Regions from separate parts of the Homo sapiens genome. Here region 2 is linked to region 1. The links are chromatin loops, found by intact Hi-C in ENCODE. Cell type or tissue: heart left ventricle. All regions are shown on one strand.

The links. Hi-C counts contacts between places; a loop is a spot of excess contacts. Peaks named below come from ENCODE experiments on the same cell type or tissue, not always from the same donor. Only the 100,000 strongest peaks of a DNase experiment are listed, where the experiment ranks them.
Region 2: a loop joins it to region 1, with 2.1 times the contacts of the local background. A loop is called at or near these places in 30 of 110 quality-filtered maps.

What each region holds. Positions count from the first base shown.
Region 1 is chr2:58,240,010-58,242,509 of GRCh38, reverse strand. It overlaps FANCL (FA complementation group L), which reads left to right and starts at 1,185. Exons shown (of 14, transcript NM_018062.4): 1 at 1,185-1,292. The coding sequence starts at 1,197. RefSeq lists an enhancer at 838-997 and a silencer at 1,538-1,587. In heart left ventricle, no CTCF peak of the experiment used is centred here; a DNase peak (open chromatin) is centred at 1,129; H3K4me3 peaks cover 1,634 bases; H3K27ac peaks cover 919 bases.
Region 2 is chr2:58,053,802-58,056,301 of GRCh38, reverse strand. The region is part of intron 2 of VRK2 (VRK serine/threonine kinase 2); the gene reads right to left. Among named protein-coding and RNA genes, the nearest start is that of VRK2, 8.2 kb to the right of the region's middle. In heart left ventricle, no CTCF peak of the experiment used is centred here; no DNase peak of the experiment used is centred here.

The DNA of each region.
Region 1 (2,500 bases):
AGAAGGATGGGAGAAGGTCAGAGAGTGATCTTAGGTTTTGTTGTTTTCTCAAATGTCAAGGGGCCATATTTTGGGGTAGCATATCCTGAACCCCATCAGCGGTGAAAACTTGTATTTCTACATAGTTCCCAGGTGATGCTGTTGCTAGGTTCTAGGATCACGTTTTGAGAACCACTGCTTTAATGTAATTTATATCTAACCACTGCTCCAGCATTCTTTTCTGTAAGCATCCAGAATGCTGTGACAAATTCTTGTCAAACTTTAAGAATCTTCAGGATGTCAAATTCTGTCTTGAGGTCAATAAAGATGGGTAGGGGACGAAATAATCTTTGCTCAACCTTTGGCACATTACAATGATGTTTTTCAAATAGTAGGGCTCAAACGTGATGCATTGGAAAATTGGAAAATTGGAAAATCAAATAATCATATGGTAAATATTTTAGTAGGTTTCTTATTTAATCAACTCTTAATAAGATGGGATGGATAACATTCCTGAGTTAGAAAAACATATTGCAAGCGCTGTCAGAGGAAAATTAAGTTCAAGTCCATCAGCAATCTTTACTCATGTTTTGCTTTATATATTTGTGAGTGCCGTACACAGAACTGAGTCCAGTGTTGACTTGAGTCTAATCAATACACATATACGTATACATGTGTGTGCCTCAAATATATCTGATTGAACTTAGTAAGCCACAGAACTGTAATATATATGATATAATCAATGTGTTATACATTATATTACAATAATTATACACAAAATAATACATTATTCTGTATGTTAAGGGAGAGAGGACAACAGCAAAGAAGACAGAGTGCTACAACGTCCAGGCTGTAAAAGTCATTTTATTCTGGAGGAAATGCAACACCAAAGTTGTAACAGTCTTTCAATAAAGTAAAACAGAATCATCGAAAGGGCTCCTGGGACAATTGAGGCTAGAATGATCTTGGTCAGTCAGTCCTGTGGACTTGAGGGCAATCTTCCCTCCCACTACCGGTTGGGGAGCCCTGATGTCGCCTCCCGCAGAGCGCCACTTGGCCTGGCCTGCGCTTCACCTTCATTTCCGCCCGCGGAATCCTCCAGGATCTTCCCGCCAAGGCTGGGGTTTCCGCTCCGCGGCGTCCGAGCGCCAGCGGACTGCGCATGTGCAGGACCCAGCAGGTCTAGAGCTTTTCTGTGTTTCTCCGGACTTCGAGCCATGGCGGTGACGGAAGCGAGCCTGTTGCGCCAGTGCCCCCTGCTTCTGCCCCAGAACCGGTCGAAAACCGTGTATGAGGGATTCATCTCGGCTCAGGTACCCGCCCAGTGGTTGCTTTCTAGCTAAGAGAGCCTCTTGCAGCGTAGCTGCGCGGAGAAGTCTGTGACGGGCTAGGAGGTTAGGGGCCCAGACTTGTGGGGATTGAGAGGGGCGGCGCGTAACGGCTCTTGGGAGACTAAAGGTTTGAGAAGCGCCGCTGTCGCCGCCACCCCGGTGGTCGCCGCGCTGGATGGGGAGCGAGGAGGCGCGCGGCGTGGAGCGGGGCTGGGGCCACGCCTCCTCTCTCCCTAGCCCTTCCCCGAGTTTGGCTTCCTTCTTCGTTCAGTGTCCCGCAATTGACTGTTTTTTAATTTTTTTTTTGTAAATTTTGCCTTAACTCGATTTTAACACCCTCCACCTCCACGGATGTTGATGAGTTCACTCGGGAATCTGGGCTAATTATTTTCGTGTTTCCTGTAGAAAGAACATTTGGGAAGAAAACCTTATTTTGGCCCTTTGCCAAGTCGTATGTACCTGTACACCCACAGTTACAATATCTTCTAGGAGAAGCATGACAGCAATGGAATTAATTAACTTTGCTGATTCCAGTGGCCTCTCATATGGAGTTTATTACACATACTAACACATGTGTAGGGTTTTGAAGTTTACAAAGCGCTTTCCAGGTAAATAGTTCACTTAATCCTCAGCCCTTTGAGGCAGAAATTTTTAAAAGAATCATCATTCCCATTTTCTAGTTGAAGAAATCAAGGTATGGGAAACCGGAGACGTTATTTGCTGATGATCACATCAGAATCCCTTAAACGCAGGCTGTGTGATTTCAGTCCTGGATTTTTTTCTCTTTACATTGCACCAGGATACCTTAGGTTAGGAGTGTAGACTTTTCCTTTCTGACCATTACACTCAACCTTGTGCCCACTTCCCCACCATCACGCATAGTCTTTGAGTATATGTGGAATTACCATATGACCATCACAGAAAGTAGAGGTTAAAAATTCATTATTCCATATGGAAAAAAGTTAATCCACCTTTCCCTCTCCAATTAGAAGTATTCTTCTTGAATTACCTAGCTGAAAATATGATTCTCTTGTAGACAACATTTAGAAAAGTTGAAAAATTTTAAGTTACTTTTTTTTTTTTTTTTTTACAGGAAGCATGTTATACCTAATTTTAGGCAAAATACTGTTATGTATGTCTATATCTGCTAAGGCCTTTTAGGAAACAAGTACACCCATTAGAATTGAGAT
Region 2 (2,500 bases), 190 kb after region 1:
GAATACGTTGAAGTATTCACAACGGTCTCATGGAATCTGTTCCATAGATAAAGTTTACACAGTGAAAAAGCAAAAGCAACGGCTATAAGGCGATTAGGAAAAGCTTCTCTTGGCCACAGCTGGTCTTACAGGCATTCCTGTAAATTTTAGAGCATTTAGAAGATATGATTAAAGTGATCAGAAGGAAGCGTGCCCTCTTTTAGGGGGTGGGGGAGGGGAGTTCTGTAGTGGGTGTGAGACAATCAGAAGGAAATATGATGTTTAGAGTTCTCAATTTTATGCAAAATCCATTATTCAAGAAGCAAAGTTTATATACATGATAGACATGCAATGAAATAAATGTAAAAATAGAAAGTTTTGTCACTTATGCATTAAGTTGGTTCTAACATTTTGGTTAACTAAGTTTTTATTGATAGAAAACTCAGAAGATTTTCTGCATTGAGGAGAAAGGACTAAACTTTTTCCTTTGGTTTGTTAAAAATCTTTCTGTTTCTGGATGAAATTTTCTGAAGGTCTTTTATTTGGAGTTTTCCCTTCATCTCCTTTATACAATTTTGTGAAGCTTCATCAGCTCATAGTGAAAAGAGCTGCCTGCCACCAAGGAGTTCTTCTAAACTTTGCCTGCCCTTTCTAAATTTAGGGTTCTTTACTGCAGCAGGTTGAAGATCTGGCTTTGATTGCACCTGGCTCTGCTGGAGAACAGAAATATTCATCTCCACTGAATGCATGCTGCTTAAGTGCTGGAGGCACTTGCAGGAGAGTAACTCTCATTGGAAACTTCATTACAATACTTTCTCTTCCCTACACGAAGTAGTAATTCTCATTCACCAAAGACAGGATTTTGCCTGACACAGCCACAGGAGCTGCTGTTTGACTTTCAAAATTAATCAACTTCTAAGTTGGAGTAGAAATGGCATGTCCTTTAACCTTAAGCACAAAAAGCTCTCAACAGACTGTAGTTTTTATATCCCTGGATGGGAATTTGGGCCCCTGATACTTAAACTTGATTCACATACTGGGTTTCTGGCATGCTTTTGCCCATACCCATCTGCTAGCCTGGCACTGTGCCCATTCAGAAGGTGTGATGCCAGTTTCAATAGGGCATAGGTGCCAATCAAAGATGGGTTTGGAGGGGCAGCATGCAGAACGCAGCAAAAGTCACTTCTTCTGCCAGAAGATCCTCCTGTTATCATATAATGCCAATGAAGGGCCACATGCTTCATTGCTTGGGATCACATTGCATCTGTAGATGTTTCTGGCCTTCAATGGATGTCTTTCTACAGAATATTTCCCTCAAGTATTACTTGATCGAAGATGTTAAAGAAAAGATAAATCTACCTGGCTAACAAAAGGCTATGCTTTTAAAAGAAACAAGGGAAGTCCTCAACAATTATCTTGAAATAATTGCTGAGTTTTCTATCTTTTCTCCTAAAATATTTTTTCATGGAGAATACAACAGAGTGTTCAGGAATAACAGTCCATGTGATGGAGCTATCAGGGACAAACATTCTAAAGAAATACTAATTGCAAAATCAAGTATCTAAGTAGTATAAAAACCATAAATGCCTTTAAGTGTAGATGATGAAGAAATTTTCATCATCCAAGTAGCTAATTTCTAATGAGCTCTCTCATTTAGAGCTTTAAAGTTTCTTAATTTTCTTCTCATTTATCTGATATAGATATTCCTGTGTCTTAAAAGAAGAAACACACCTCATACTATTTATTCCTCTTCTTCCTTATCTAAAGAAAAAAACCTAAAACACTTCAGAAGCAGAAGTCTATCCATATTTCATAAGGAAGCCAGAGCTCTCAAAAGCTGAGAATTCTTTTATTGTGTGGCAATAGAGGTGAGCTCATTTCAGGAAGAAGAAATTTCCCCACAGCAATATGTTTCAAATTAAAAAAAAAAAACCTTGACCACTGTAAACAGTTACAAGATAGTAACAGGTCCAGTGGAAGAGACATAATATATAAATGCACTGAAGAATAGAGTATTTTATAAATCTTCCCTTAAGGCAAAAGAATTTGACAGTAAAATGTTGAAAATAAAGAAGAACCATAATATAAAATATGCTTAAAAATGGATATTTAAAAAAATGAAAAAGCCAAGCAAAAGCCAAGTCTTATAAATCTCCCTTTTAATGGAAGGAACCCAAACTTTCTTAAACACCCAGATTTCTTAACTGATAGATAACTGGGTACTGCTATCTCTTTAAAAACTCAAAATTTAAATATAAACAAAATTAAAATACATCTTATAGAGACTTTTATTTCTTGTCTGTAAGTCCAACAAACGTATTAAATTTACAAAACTCCAAGTGATTCCTTCCCTGTTTTGAGTTTATATTACCTATTATTTATACCTTCTGGAGACTAATTTATCATAAACACTATAGTTTCTAGTCCAAATTATTCTCATTTTCACATTTATTCAATTCTTCTCTTCACTCCCACAGTATCATTTGCAAAATTGCCTAATAACAATTGCAGTGGCACCACA